Regions from separate parts of the Homo sapiens genome. Here all the other regions are linked to region 3. Evidence: chromatin contacts called from ENCODE Hi-C or POLR2A ChIA-PET data. All regions are on one chromosome and are shown on one strand. The core of a region is the stretch at or near the end of the contact, and the rest is flanking DNA. Distances in the headings are between cores, read along the strand shown.

The links. A loop is a pair of places that touch in the nucleus more often than their neighbours do. ChIA-PET counts read pairs that join two places held with the same protein, here RNA polymerase II (POLR2A). Pooled maps may share reads with other maps.
Region 1: a map with no recorded cell type shows a loop between it and region 3 (7-fold over the local background). The contact joins the promoter of C1orf216 here to the promoter of SMIM12 in region 3. A Hi-C loop is called at or near these places in 1 of 168 maps with a recorded cell type or tissue (PC-9), 1 of 37 single-sample maps with no recorded cell type and 9 of 50 pooled maps. POLR2A ChIA-PET finds 5 or more read pairs at or near these places in 3 of 52 experiments (GM12878, activated CD4-positive, alpha-beta T cell and naive thymus-derived CD4-positive, alpha-beta T cell).
Region 2: a loop to region 3 is called in a map with no recorded cell type, with 20 times the contacts of the local background. The contact joins the enhancer-like site here to the promoter of SMIM12 in region 3. A Hi-C loop is called at or near these places in 1 of 37 single-sample maps with no recorded cell type and 5 of 50 pooled maps. POLR2A ChIA-PET finds 5 or more read pairs at or near these places in 1 of 52 experiments (activated CD4-positive, alpha-beta memory T cell).
Region 4: a map of endothelial cell of umbilical vein shows a loop between it and region 3 (19-fold over the local background). The contact joins the promoter of CLSPN here to the promoter of SMIM12 in region 3. A Hi-C loop is called at or near these places in 6 of 168 maps with a recorded cell type or tissue (B cell, HCT116, PC-9 and 3 more), 10 of 37 single-sample maps with no recorded cell type and 21 of 50 pooled maps. POLR2A ChIA-PET finds 5 or more read pairs at or near these places in 10 of 52 experiments (BJ, GM10248, GM12878 and 6 more).
Region 5: a loop to region 3 is called in a pooled map, with 3 times the contacts of the local background. The contact joins the promoter of AGO4 here to the promoter of SMIM12 in region 3. A Hi-C loop is called at or near these places in 2 of 50 pooled maps. POLR2A ChIA-PET finds 5 or more read pairs at or near these places in 2 of 52 experiments (AG04449 and CD8-positive, alpha-beta memory T cell).

Annotation. Positions count from the first base shown.
Region 1 is chr1:35,717,492-35,720,191 of GRCh38, reverse strand. C1orf216 (chromosome 1 open reading frame 216) reads left to right here and starts at 1,308. Exons shown (of 2, transcript NM_152374.2): 1 at 1,308-1,485. RefSeq lists a silencer at 1,147-1,576.
Region 2 is chr1:35,505,363-35,508,062 of GRCh38, reverse strand. It overlaps KIAA0319L (KIAA0319 like), which reads left to right. Exons shown (of 21, transcript NM_024874.5): 3 at 928-1,451. Among named protein-coding and RNA genes, the nearest start is that of KIAA0319L, 51 kb to the left of the region's middle. RefSeq lists an enhancer at 798-847. Within about 2 kb of position 1,427, at least 11 of the 41 ENCODE cell types and tissues checked have a DNase peak (open chromatin) inside an H3K27ac peak, as active enhancers do.
Region 3 is chr1:34,858,476-34,861,175 of GRCh38, reverse strand. SMIM12 (small integral membrane protein 12) reads left to right here and starts at 1,427. Exons shown (of 2, transcript NM_138428.6): 1 at 1,427-1,499. RefSeq lists a silencer at 1,476-1,605.
Region 4 is chr1:35,768,696-35,771,395 of GRCh38, reverse strand. CLSPN (claspin) reads left to right here and starts at 1,418. Exons shown (of 25, transcript NM_022111.4): 1 at 1,418-1,549. The coding sequence starts at 1,526. It overlaps CLSPN-DT (CLSPN divergent transcript), which reads right to left and starts at 1,301. Exons shown (of 3, transcript NR_199050.1): 1 at 1,148-1,301. RefSeq lists a silencer at 1,576-1,805.
Region 5 is chr1:35,806,680-35,809,379 of GRCh38, reverse strand. It overlaps AGO4 (argonaute RISC component 4), which reads right to left and starts at 1,364. Exons shown (of 18, transcript NM_017629.4): 1 at 945-1,364. The coding sequence starts at 963. CLSPN-DT (CLSPN divergent transcript) reads right to left here. Exons shown (of 3, transcript NR_199050.1): 3 at 2,440-2,635. RefSeq lists enhancers at 312-591, 1,691-2,190 and silencers at 742-991, 1,272-1,481.

The sequences.
Region 1 (2,700 bases), core at 59-2,558, 860 kb before region 3:
TCTTGGTGTGATTTAATTTGCCAATTAGTCTCTAGGTTGCAGAATGGTGACTTGGAATCAAATTGAAACTGGAAGAGGGCACCTCATATATTAGGGTCAGCAATTACTGAACTCTGTTCTCTTTTATTCCAAACAGGGCCCCCAACTTCACATTTCCCCAGGGTGCAAAAGAGTGAGGGGGGTCAAGCTTCAGTAGAGTGGAGCTCTGAGAAGAATCCACTGGAGTTTGGAACCCAAGACCCTTTTTTATCACGCTGTTCCTCCTCACCTGGGCAAAAGCACTGGTACCCACTTCACAGGCATCATGGGTGGGCTCTGTGTCCTGCGGAGAGCCCCCGTCCCGGGTACAGGACATCAGCCCTGAGCCCTGTCCCAGGCTTGGATCTTCTTTCTCTCTCTCTCTTTTTTTTTTTTTTTTTTTTTTTTTTTTTGAGACGGAGTCCCACTCTGTTGCCCAGACTGGAGTGCAGTGGTGCAGTCTTGGCTCACTGCAACCTCCACCTCCCAGGTTCAAGCGATTCTCCTGCCTCAGCCTCCCAAGTAGCTGGGATTACAGGCGCCCGCCACCAAGCCCGGCTAATTTTTGTATTTTTAGTAGAGATGGGGTTTCACCATGTTGGCCAGGCTGGTCTCAAACTCCTGACCTCAGGTTATCTGCCCGCCTCGGCCTCCCAAAGTGCTGGGGTTACAGGCGTGAGCCACCGCACCCGGCCTCAGTGACTTTAGTCAAGTAAGCACAAAAAGGAATATATAATTCCAAATTGTGATAAATGCTATGAAGAAAAGGAATGTGCTCTGACATAAAGGGGGGAACGAACGTGATCTAGGGAGTCAGAGATCTCTCCGAGAAGAGATCTGAAATAGGAGTAAGTCGAGAGGGGGAAGAGAATGCTAGACCGAGGGAACAGTGCGTGCCAAAGCCGCGTGGCGGAAAGGGGCGTGTGGGAGGGTAACTGCGGAGAGGGAGGGTAGAGGACGAAGCCGGAGAGGCAGACGAAGGGCAGGACGCACAGAGCCCCGCGGCTACCGCCTTAGGGGTTGTCCCGGCGGTGGGGAAGCCATTGAGGAGTTTAACGCCGGAAGGTGGTGACTAATCAGATTTCACTTGAAAATGGCACGGTGTCTGCAGCGAGGCTAACTGATGGGAAGGGCCCAGCGAATGCCAATAGGAGAGAGCACCGGACCTGGAAGGCCTGGGTCAACGCGGCCCCGCGCGGGGGCGAAGCGGTTCCGGCGCAGGGGCCTGGCGCGGGGCTCCGCGGAAAACCGAACCGGCCCACGTGGGACCGGTCGCTCCGCCCTGCTGCGCAGACGCCGCCTGACTCCGCAGTCCGGGACTGGGGCTGGGCGCGCTGCCCGGGAGCCCCGCACCCACGCCTGGACCGCGGAGACGCCCAGGCCGAGGAACCCCCAGCCCAGGGACTAGACACCACCAGGGCCGGGCGGAGCCAGAGCCAGACGCGCCGGAGCGGGCGCCTCTACGCCGTGAGTCCGAGTCTGGGGCCCGAGGCGGGGTGGGGCTTGGGGCTCAGCCGCGGGAAGCGGGGAGTCACAGTGGCCTCCTTCGAGGAGACTAGGGAAGGATGGTCTCTGTCTCCTGGGGTGGTCTCCCACTCCCGCAAGGCCAGAAAAGGAGGCTGCCTCCTGTTTGGGCGGAGACCTAGTCCTGGCGTGTCGGGGTTCTCATTTTACTATCTCTGAGAACCCTGTGATCCCTAGCGCCACCCCCACCCCATCCCAGCTTCCTTCACGGCCCCATCCAAGTATAGGAAAAATAAAAAATTGGGGCGAGGGGAGATCTCTAGGCACCTTCCCACAAGCCTTGCTTAGAGGGCGATTAGAAACGAACTGTTCCTACACCCTTCTCCCCAGGACTTCTCTGCCCATTGCTGGGGGTGGGGAGGGTCCATGCCACCTATGGAGCGCCTTCCAGTGCCGGCTCCACTTACAATACCCTTCCTCTTCATGCTCTTCAATTGTTCTAATCCCAGTGCTGTTTGGTCAGTAGAATCCCTTTGTCAGTTCAAATCCTAATTTTGGTTAGAAGCAGGTTATGGAGGAGAGAAGAGTGGTGTGGTATGCCCTCCCTCCAGGGCCTCAGAATGGAGCAAGCTAGGGACGGGGACCGCAAGATAGTGGCTGTGTTCCAGAGGCATTGGGAGGGAAGGGGGCAGGCTCAGAAGAAAAGCTTGTCACTGGGGAAGGCGGGGCTCCCTGGCTGGGGTAGGAAAGGGAACCAAACCCAGCTCTTCCAGAACCCAGCTCTTCCAGCCCTGGGGAGTCAAGAGTGGATTCCTGAGCATGGAAATTCACTGCAGTCTCTTCTCCCATTCACTCACTTAGCAAGTACCTGTATGCACAGACAGCCTGGTTCAGGGCTCTATGCTGGCTGACTCTGGGGAATATGATGGAGGATATATACAGGAGGTCCAAGCCAGATTACAAACTGCTATTACAAGATCATTACCACAAACCAAAAATGCCAGTTGAATAGACATTCACTGATCGTCGACCATGTATGCCAGGGACGGATGCAAAGTTGGATAAGACAGTGTATACCCAGCGCAGTGGGGACCCAGAGGAAGGCATAACTAACCGTGCTTGTTTATGTAATATTGATTGGGGCAGTATCAAGACGGCTTCAGAGACATGGGGACATGGAAACATGGGGATATTACAGCTAATTTTGAAGTACAAAAA
Region 2 (2,700 bases), core at 178-2,677, 650 kb before region 3:
ATAGAGCCAGTACCTTAAAATGAACTCACATAATCACTTCCATTTAGAACAAGTTTTGACTTCATCTAAGAAAACAGAGGTGAGATACTATTTCAGAAAAATCAATGCCATACCTGAAATAATTAAAACAGTCCAAAGTTTATCCATCAGCAACATTAGCCAGAATTTTGGATCATATTATTTAGGTTACCCATAGCATGTCACTGTTGTACTTAGGTTCCATTATTTCTTATCATGACATGACTTGTCATTAGGAAGTTCTTTCTAGCAGAATTGCTCTCGTGGTTAAAATTTTTGGTAATCTTGACTACCACTCTGGCTGATACTATGATATGCAAAACCATTTGACTTTGGCAAATGATTGGTTAAAGAATGAATGTGCCTATTAACTGCATGAGGTTCAGAGTACTCAGTCTGTGTTGCTGCCAGTTTGCTGGGGAAACTGTTCTTCTGGTCCCACAGTTCTCACATTGCTACCTGTTCTTCTGGTCCCACAGTTCTCACATTGTCCCTGAGAAATACCTTGGAGGTGAGTGGGAGGTCATCAGGTATTGGGACTCTGCCCTCTTCCTCCCAACTTGCCACTTCCCTGCATATGCTTCCACCAGAATACCTCTTTTTTTGTTTTTGTTTTTGTTTTTGTTTTCCTGTTTATGAAGTGACATTCTGTGTAAAAGGTCTCCATGGCAGGAACTCATTGAGAAGGAGAACAATTAATGAATGTGGAGCAGTATTTCTAGAACCTAAAATATCCGAAGACAAAAAACACTCTCTTTCACTTCCTTTGTTCCACTCACTAGATGGCTTTCTCACCCTCTTAAAAACTCGTCTTCAAAATAACCTCAAATGTTGGTTCTCAGGGCTCTTTATGGAGCAGTAGTCTCTGTTTTTATTTCATCTGAAAATGTTTTCATTCTTTGTTTTTAGATGCCAGTGAGAGCAGGTGCCAGCAGGGGAAGACACAATTTGGAGTTGGCCTGAGATCTGGGGGAGAAAATCACCTCTGGCTTCTTGAAGGAACCCCCTCTCTCCAGTCATGTTGGGCTGCCTGCTGCCAGGACTCTGCCTGCCATGTCTTTTGGTGGCTAGAAGGGATGTGCATTCAGGCAGACTGCAGCAGGCCCCAGAGCTGCCGGGCTTTTAGGACACACTCCTCCAATTCCATGCTGGTGTTTTTAAAAAAATTCCAAACTGCAGATGATTTGGGCTTTCTACCTGAAGATGATGTACCACATCTTCTGGGGCTAGGTTGGAACTGGGCATCTTGGAGGCAGAGCCCACCCAGAGCTGCACTCAGACCTGCTGTATCTTCCAGTGACCAGCAGAGCTTAATCAGGAAGCTTCAGAAGAGAGGTAGTCCCAGTGACGTAGTTACACCTATAGTGACACAGCATTCTAAAGTGAATGACTCCAACGAATTAGGTGGTCTGACTACCAGTGGCTCTGCAGAGGTAAGCATGCTATGAATAAGGAGCAGAGAAATGGTTAAATCTGCTCTTACATTTGGTATATATGAGCAATGAAGCTGATGCTTGCGGGCAGTGCTCATAGGCTGAGGAGTGTATATATAAAGCTGCTTGGTGTCAGCTTCTTTGGTGCTGCCCAGATGTACAAAGGGTAATTTGACCCTAGAGATGTTCATGCTATGTAGGTCTGACCATTGTTTTGGTAAATGCAGAAAGCTGCTCATTATCTAGTCTAAGCTGGTTCTTGGCTACAGGTAAGTACAGTTGTATGGCTGTTAGTATTCACCAACCATTCTGCAGTATTTTCTGCCAAATTGCAAAACAGTTGATTGATGTGGTTACAGTCAAGTTCTCCTCCATCTCTCGCCTGTAAACACATTCTTTATGAGGTAGTTTCTATTCCAGTCAGAATTAACCATGCTTGGTACTACAGATTAAGATCTGACCTGCTGGGCTGTGGAGCAGGATGTGGCCATTAGCCAAGAGGTCTCTGGAGTGAATTCTCACCAAGCTGTATATGCCAAGGGAGATACCACCAGTAGAGTTTATTCTGCTTATTATGTTTCTTCATTGTTGATCTCCTTGGGGAAATGATTAAAAGGAATGACTCACTCTCTGCTCAGTCTTCCTTGATTGCTGTGACTTATTTTTGTATTTGTTTTGTCCTAGTTGTCTCTATCAAGTTGAAGCCAGAGTGGGCTATGACATGCCAAGCGCTCTGTGTACTAATTGTTGCACTGTATCATTTTGTTTAATTTTCATAGCAATATTTCCAAGTAGGCATTATTAGCCCTGTTTACCTGGTGAGAAAACTGAGGCCCAGAGAGGTTAAACAGTTTGCCAGTGATCATGCAGCATAGCTAGAATTGGAACCCAGATTTAATATTAAGAAAAAAACTTTTTAGTGCAGTATTAGAGAACAATCCTAGATTTAATATGCCCATAAACATTTATGGCTACCTACTGTCAATGTCAGGCACTTTTCTAAGCCTTAGAGATACAAAGGTGAATAAGAATGGTTCATTCCCTCAGGGAGTTTATAATCTAGTGGAGACTGATACATGAAGATAGGTATTTACAGTGGTGTATAATTATTGCATTAACATACTTATGTACACAATGCAGTAAGAACACAAGAAGTGATTCACTTCAGCAGGCAAGTGGTGTGTATGTGCAGGTAAGACTTCTCCGAGATGTTTAACATTTCTTGAAGGATGTGTAGGATTGTACTGGG
Region 3 (2,700 bases), core at 178-2,677:
CATGGCCAGGCACGGTGGCTCATGCCTGTAATCCCAGCACTTTGGGAGGCTGAGGCGGGCGGATTGCTTGAGCTCAGGAGTTCGAGACCAGCCCTAGCAACATGGTGAAACCCAGTCTCTACAAAAAGTACAAAAATTAGCCAGGCCTGGTGGTGTGCATCTGTGGTCCCAGCTACTCGGAAGGCTGAAGTGGGAGGATCACTTGAGCCCAGGAGGTTGAGGCTGCAGTGAGCTATGATTGTGCCACTGCACTCTAGCCTGGGCAACAGAGCGAGAGTCCTGTTAAAAAAAAAAAAAAAAGCGGCCAGGCGCAGTGGCTCACGCCTGTAATCCCAGCACTTTGGGAGGCCGATGCGGGCAGATCACCTGAGGTCGGGAGTTCGAGACCAGCTTCCCCAACATGGAGAAACCCCTTCTCTATTAAAAATACAAAATTAGCCGGGCGTGGTGGTGCATGCCTGTGATCCCAGCTACTCAGGAGGCTGAGGCAGGGGAATCACTTGAACCTGGGAGGCGGAGGTTGCGGTGAGCCGAGATCACGCCATTGCACTCCAGCCCAGGCAACAAGAGTGAAATTGAACAACAACAACAAAAAAGGTGGGAAGGTAGATGAAAAAGCATCAATAAGGCACTGAGGTGTGAAACAGTGTGGTCTGCCGGGTTTAGTATGTGCGAGCAAAATAAATATGCAGGCTGAGATTAGTGGGATGAGGGTGGGAAGGGCCTTGTGGGAGCATTAACAAGCTTGAGCTTTGGGACTTTTCTGTATATGATAAAATTGATGTCTGTATAGGGTACAGTGGGGACACAGAGGAGGAAGTGAATACTTGTACCCAAGAGGTCATGTAAGACTTAGGTTTTACTATATTTGAATTATTTTTACACTAACAATAGCCACATTTATTTCCCTGCTGGCTGTGTGCCTGCCACAGTACTTTACAAATATTATCTCTTCCAACCCTCACACCATCCTTGCGAAATGGGTGTTATTACCTCTACACAGAAGGGGAAGGGAGGCTCAGACAGGTTAATAATGTTCCCAAGGTCACTAGAAAGCTAGCCCGGATCCCAAGAGGTCTTAAAGCACTAAAATATACTCTTCTAAGAAGAGCTTCTTGAGGTCAGGGATCATGTCTTTTGTTTTTGCGTGCCCAGACCTAGGTCTTAGAAGACGCCTAATAAACATCAGTTGAAAAAAATGACTGGATGATCTTTCACTTTTTCCACGCAGAAAACACGTGGCGACATCACTGAGAAACCTCCCGGCCAACAGAGGGCGCGACGTCCATTTCAGCGCAGTGGGGCCCAGTTGCGGACGCCTAGCTTCCTTCCGTCCTTTGGCTGAAGTTCAGCCAATCCCTGCGCTCCGAGAGAGCCGGCGGCCAGTGGGCAGGGTCACAGGGCAAGGTCCCGCGGGCCGCTGGGTGCGGCGACTTCCGTGCTCCCGGCGAGCGGGCGGAGAGCGGGGGCCGCACTGGGGAGTGTGGGCTGGGCCGCAGGTGAGCGCGCGGTCCCGGCGAGCAGGTCGGGTCAGCCCAGGCCAGTAACCTCTGAGTTACGGGAGGAGTGATCGCTAGGGTCCACCCCGGTCCCGGCCAGATCTGCCAGCTCCCCTCTCTGGCGGGTGTTCTGGTGCCAAGTCTGGGAGCCCAGGTAGCCCTCCGCAGACAGGGCTTCTCGGCACCTCAATGAGGACGGACGTTGATGAGGCCATGAATGAGGTGGGCTAGGGACAGGGGACCGGGAGACTCACAGAAGGGAGAAGGGTAGCCATTTGGATGGACCTTCGCCTTACTTGCGCTCCCATTCCTGGACTGCGCTCTAGTGACTGTCAGGGCTAATTCTTCCGCCTTCTCAGGCCTCCTGTGTCCTTGTTAGTAGTTCTTGAATTTGGGACTACGGCTTCTGGCCTCGTTGGGCCTCCGGGCCCTCGCACTGGGGCAGGTTTCCCAGCAGCCCAGTTGACCTTTACCGGATGCTTTTGGCAGACGTCCTCCATGCCGGGCTGGAAATATGCGTCACAGTGTTTTTCAGACACTTTTGCCTCTTTCATTGTGATACCCTGCCTGGGGACGACTATGATGGAGTCTTTAGGTTTTTGTAATCAGCAAAGGCATCTGTTATGCTCCTGCCACCTTTTGGGGGAGAGTGGGTGGAGGATGTTGTGATTTTACACTAGGGAGTTTGGGCTGTCATTCATTCGTTCAGCAGACCTTTTTTGGGCACTCTGCCAGGCAGGGTAGGAGAGGTGCCTGGATGGATAGGGCATAATTGGGCCAGACAGACACGGTTCTTAGCCTTTTGGAGCTTAAAGTGTCTTGAGAAACGCAGACAGGGTAAGCCAGCATCGTGCCTGACACAGAGTAAGTGGTTATAAGTGTCGAATAAAGGAATGAATTGACTTATTTGGGAATGATTAGAATGTGAGCAGGACGGTAGCGAGAGACTTTATGCTGCATGTGAGAGATAGTTGTGAACTCATGCGCGATATGTTTTAAGACAGGTTTGGAAATCTGAACGGACAGTTGCTATTTAGGGAAGCATTTACTTATACAGAGGACTTGCTTTAAAGGTGGAAGTAAAATGGAGAAGTATTAGGTTTGGGATTCTTCAGAGGTGCCTCTTTTAACTATTACTATGTCTCTGAATTTCATAAATCCCTGAGTACAATCTCAGAGTTTGGGAAAAGGAAAGCTCTTC
Region 4 (2,700 bases), core at 169-2,668, 910 kb before region 3:
GTCTCTACTAAAGTTACAAAAAATTATCTGAGCGTGGTGGCACATGCCTATAATCCTAGCTACTCAGGAGGCTGAGGCAGGAGAATCGCTTGAACCCGGGAGGCGGAGGTTGCAGTGAGCCGAGATCACGCCATTGCACCCAGCCATGGTGACAGGGAGAGACTCTGTCTCAACAAAAAAAAAAAAAAAAAAAAAAGAACTGTGTCTGGGATAAACCTGATTTCAGAGCTTCAATTCTTTTTCCAGCCTTGTTTAAAGGTAGAATGCCCTCTAGGAGTGATGAGTGCTTTCTACATCCTCAAATTAACTCTACAGAGAATTATAAAGATTATCCAACCATATTCTTTGGTATCTGAGCAGCCCACAAAACTTTTTTCTTTAGAGACAAGGTCTCCCTCTATCGCCTACGCTGAAGTGCAGTGGTGCGATCATAACTCACTCTAACCTCAAACTCCTGGACTCAAGCCATCCTCCCACCTCGGCCTCCCAAAGCGTTGAGATTACAAGCGTGAGCCATGGAGCCCGGCCCTCTTTAAAAAATAAAAGTGGGCCGGGCACAGTGGCTCACGCCTGTGAGGGGTATGAGGCCTCCCAGCACTTTGGGAGGCCGAGGCGAGGATCATTTGAGATCAGGAGTTCGAGACCAGCCTGGCCAACATGGTGAAACCCCGTCTCTACTAAAAATACAAAAATTAGCCAGGGGTTGGTGGCGGGTGCCTGTAATCCTAGCTACTCAGGAGGCTGAGGCACGAGAATCGCTTGAACCCGGGAGGCGGAGGTTGCAGTGAGCCGAGATCGCGCCACTGCATTTCATCCTGGCTAACAGAGGGAGACTCCATCTCAAAAAAAAAAAAAGTGTGTGTGTATACACATACATGTGTATGTGTATATATGTGTATGTATATATGTGTGTACATATGTGTGTGTGTGTGTATATATATATATATATATATATATATATATATATATATATATTCAGTGGTAAGTGTCATGTACAAGAGGCACACAGGATCTAGCTGCTCCAGAAATGAAGTCAGTGGAGAAAATCCCCACGGGAACCTTGGAATTCCTCTAAAAAGTTCAGGTACAGGACACTCCCAGGTGCCCAGGAACCGTTTCCCAGCTCACTTCCCCCCGAAAGACTCACCCCTCCAATCGCACTCGATGCTTTGGCAAGTGTCAAAGGTCAAAGACCACGGCTCGCCTGGTACCGACTGCCCCGCCCCCGTGCACCTCCAGCTCCCCCAGGCTCCGCTACCAGCAGCTGCGACCCGCCAACTCAGCCTGGGTAATAGGAGATTGGGCGGCCAGAGGCGCTGCGTGATTGGTGGGTCGGAAGGGGGCGGGGACTCGCTGGAAAGCCCCCTCTGGATTGGTGCAAACCATCTGGGTGGGACCTCCACTCTGGCTGGGCGGGAAAGCAAGAACAGCACTGCTGGGCTGGAGACGGCGGGAGCCGCTGCTCTCCGGCTGAGGGAATCAGAGACAGCTCCGTCCCTAGTGGAGCGCAGGGGAGGCAGAAGTCATGACAGGCGAGGTGGGTTCTGAGGTGAGTTTATGCACACGCCCCCCACGGGGGCTTAGAAGGCCGGGCACCGAGAGGTTAGGTGGGGCCGGGGTAGACCCCGCTGACCCGAGGCGCCCGGGCGGGAGGACTGCGGCTCCCGGCGTTCGCCGCGCCGGCTCCCGCGGCCTCGAGACTCGGCCGGGATGGGTTCCGACCGGGCATCCCGTCCCGCCGCCGGGCTTCCCGCGCTTCGGGCTCCGTGGCCGGAGAGCTCCAGGTCTCTGCGGCGCGCACTGCCGGCAGCCCAGCCCCTCTTCAGCCGGTTCCTGCCGCCAGCCCTCCCCTTTGGCGCGTTTCCTGTCGCGGAAGCTCCTCCCCTCAGGGTGCTCTGAAAGCCGGGAGGCTCTAGCCGAACCCGGCCGCAGCGGTGCGGGGGGATTCTCCGCAGAGAGAGGGCGAGCGAGGGTGTTAGGGAGTTCCACACTGGGCCTGGGAGGGGCCCTGGAGGTCATCGCGCGCAGGCCCTTTGCGTTTTCCGACCGGGCCCCGAGTGGGGAAGTCACCGCTGGGGCTCCTGGCTGGTGGCTGGCAGCTCCCTGGCGAAATTGGGCATAGAAAACAGATGTTTCCAGAGCTGTGTCCTTTCTGGGCCGGATTCGGGCAAGGCACTCCCGCCTTAGGAGCAAAATTTAAAGGGGCGCCAAAACCCTCAATCAAACTCATATTTTAATGCAATATTTTTAAAAAACCAAAATTAATGCAAAAACTTTTTATGATTTGATATTGAACAAAATATCAGACGTTTAAACAAAGACGAGATCCGACCAGTCATTTGCACGACCTTGCCTCAATCACCTCACCCTAATTCCATCCCTGTTTCCAATAAACTTTATTTACAAAAGCGGGCATATTATTTACCTCATGAGCTGTAGATTATTGATTTAATTTTTTAAAAAATATTGCATTAATGTTATTCATTTTGATTACTGAATTTTTTGAGACCTCACCCCACCCTGTTACTGGCCCTGCCCTTTGACGTTGCTGCAAATTGCCTAGAAGATAATCGTCATTCAAAGCAGCCCTATTCCTTGAGCTGTCTGGTTACCTAAATTCGGTTTCCACACTCACAAACAGAAGTAATAGTTTTACTGCTTTGGATTGTTGAGAGGATCATCAGTGCATACATATTAATT
Region 5 (2,700 bases), core at 115-2,614, 950 kb before region 3:
AGTTTGAATATTAAAGTGAATTCCACCACAGCCCCTAAACACTGAGCTACTTAGCCAAGGCATTAGAAACCTGTTGGGCTTTGAGGTGGAAGCACCAGGCCCCAATACTCAGGACACTTGTTACAGCCTGGAATGGTTCTTCTGGTTTGGATAGAGAGAAATAACCAGAGGCCATCCATATCCACAACAAATTAGTTTCCAAAGCACTTTCTCCTTCATTTGATCCTCACAACCACTCATAACCCAATTAGAAGAGAACTCAGGGCATTGAAGCCTGTGGTGGAGCAGACTGACTGGCAACTCCTGTGTCACTCAAAGGCTGGCTCAGACCACTCTGAGACTAACACACAGACTGAGTGACAGAGGCACAGGACCATGTTCTTTGGGACATCAGGGCCTTTCAGAAAGGGTGGGCATTTTGTCCCTTGACCTTCAGAGATCATGAGAGGTGTTTGGATGAAGTTCTTCTTCCTCATCTGAAGGCTCTGGACCATCTGCCAGTGCAAAGAAAAATAGGGGCGCGGCCCCAAACCAGGACTACCGGCTGGTAGTAGGCAGCGGGGCCCTTTTCCCGGTCTGGGCCAGGCCTCCGCGCGCACTGGGTAGCGGATCGCCCCCTTCTGAGGCCCAAACTACCCTCGTCGCGACCCCGGGCACATATCGTCTCCCCGAGGTGGGGCCAAGAGTGGCCTCCGCCCGGCAGCGCCGGTCACCTTCCCGAACCTCCCCCCTGGACCTCGGGATCCACCCAACGGCCGGCTGGGGCGCGGTCACCGCCCCCCAGGCCCGGGTCAGCTCCCTCCGCTTCGTGCTGCGGGGCTCGGGTCCCCTTCCCCGAGGCCTGGCGGCCCGAACCCGGCGAGGCGACGGGGCAGCGAAAGTCCCGGCCGCCCGCCCCGGGTCCCGGGTCCCGGGTCCCGCCCCGACCCGAGCTCGCTCCTCACCGGGTCCCAGCGCCTCCATGGCGGCGGCGGGGGCCGCCTCGCCCCGGTCCCCGGCGCCTCCCGCTCCGGGCCCCGCCGCCGCCGCCGCCGCCGCCGCGTAACGCTTGATCTCCGGAATATTGGCGCTGGGGTGGCGCCGCGGAGACGCGGGCGCTGGGCAGGGGGCGGCGGCGGCGCCCGGCCCGGGGACAGGGACCCGGCTCCGGCTCTTCCGGCCTCAGCGACAACAAAAACAATCCCCGCCGCCGCCGCCGCCGCCGCCGCCAACGGGAGCGGGAGCGGGAGCCAGCGCGCGCGCCCGCCGGGAGGGAAGGGGGCGCGGGGTGCGCGGACCCAGGGTCCCGGCGGGCGGAGGGGGCGTGCGCGGCCCCGGGCGCGGGGTCCACAGAGCCCGGCAGGCGGCGAGGCGGGTCGGGGAACGAGCGCGCGCCCGGAGGGTGCAGAGCCCGGTGGACGTGTCGGGCACGCGCCCGCTGGCCCGCTCTGCCCCGTCCACCCGAGGAGGCCGTCCGGTGGCCAACGGCTCTGGGGGCTACGTGCCATCCCCCCAGGGCGTCCTGCAAAAGATCTGGATTCCAGTTCCGCTGACCCACAGATTCAGTTTTCCACTTCTGTGAGTGGAAAGTGTACTGAGATTCACAGGAGCCACCTCGCCTCCCTCCTCCCTCCTCCCACCCCAGATCGCTTCTGTCATCTCGTCTTTTAGGGTCACCTTAGACGCTAGCAGTCCTCCTTCATCCCTTCATTCAGCACCACACACCCAACTGCGCGTCCCTCTCCGTATAGCCGGAAGGCACCACGGGAATGGACCCTGATGAATGATGCATTCCCTCCCTGGTCCCATGACAAGCGCCTCTGGTCAGCAAATCACCAGTCACTTTAGAAGAGAAAGGTCTTGGCCGGGCGTGGTGGCTCACGCCTGTAATACCAGCACTTTGGGAGGCGGAGGCGGGTGGATCACCTGGGGTCAGGAGTTTGAGACCATCCTGGCCAACATGGCGGAAGCCCATCTCTACTAAAAACACAAAAAATTAGCCGGGCGTGGAGGCAGGCGCCTGTAATCCCAGCTACTTGGGAGGCTGAGGCAGGAGAATCGCTTGAACCCGGGAGGCAGAGGTTTCAGTGAGCCGAAATCGGGCCACTGCACTCCAGCCTGGGCGACAGAGCAAGACTGTCTGAAAAAAAAAAAATAAAAATAAAAGAGAGAGAGAGAGAGAAAGGTCTTGCTTTCTTGGATGCCTTCCCCTTAGCAGACAAAAGCCAAGGGAGCAGCACCACCTCCAAGGCAGCATGGTCAGCCCAGCAGGCACAGCATCTTTAGGGCTTTCAGTAAGGACTTTGAGTGGGAGAACACTGGACAACAGGCCAAGAAGCAGTTTCTAGTCAGCAGAAGGAAGGAGCCCCTTGTCCACCAATTGAAAAGGTACGATGAGTTTGTGTGTGTGTGTTGTATTCCTTTGCTACGGCATAACGTAACAAAGTACCACAGACTGGGTGGCTTAAACAACAGAAATTTATTTTCTCACAATTCTGGAGGCTGGCAGTCAGAGATACGATGTAGGCAGGGTTGGTTCCTTCTGAGGCCTATCTCCTTCACTTGGTAGATAGTGGCCTTCTCCCAGTGACTTCACGTGGTCTTCCCTCTGTGCACGTCTGTGTCCAAATTTCCTCTTCTTATAAGGACAGCAGTCCTATTAGAGTAGGGCTCACTCTAGTGACCTCGTTTTAATTTAATTACCTCTTCAGAGACCCTGTT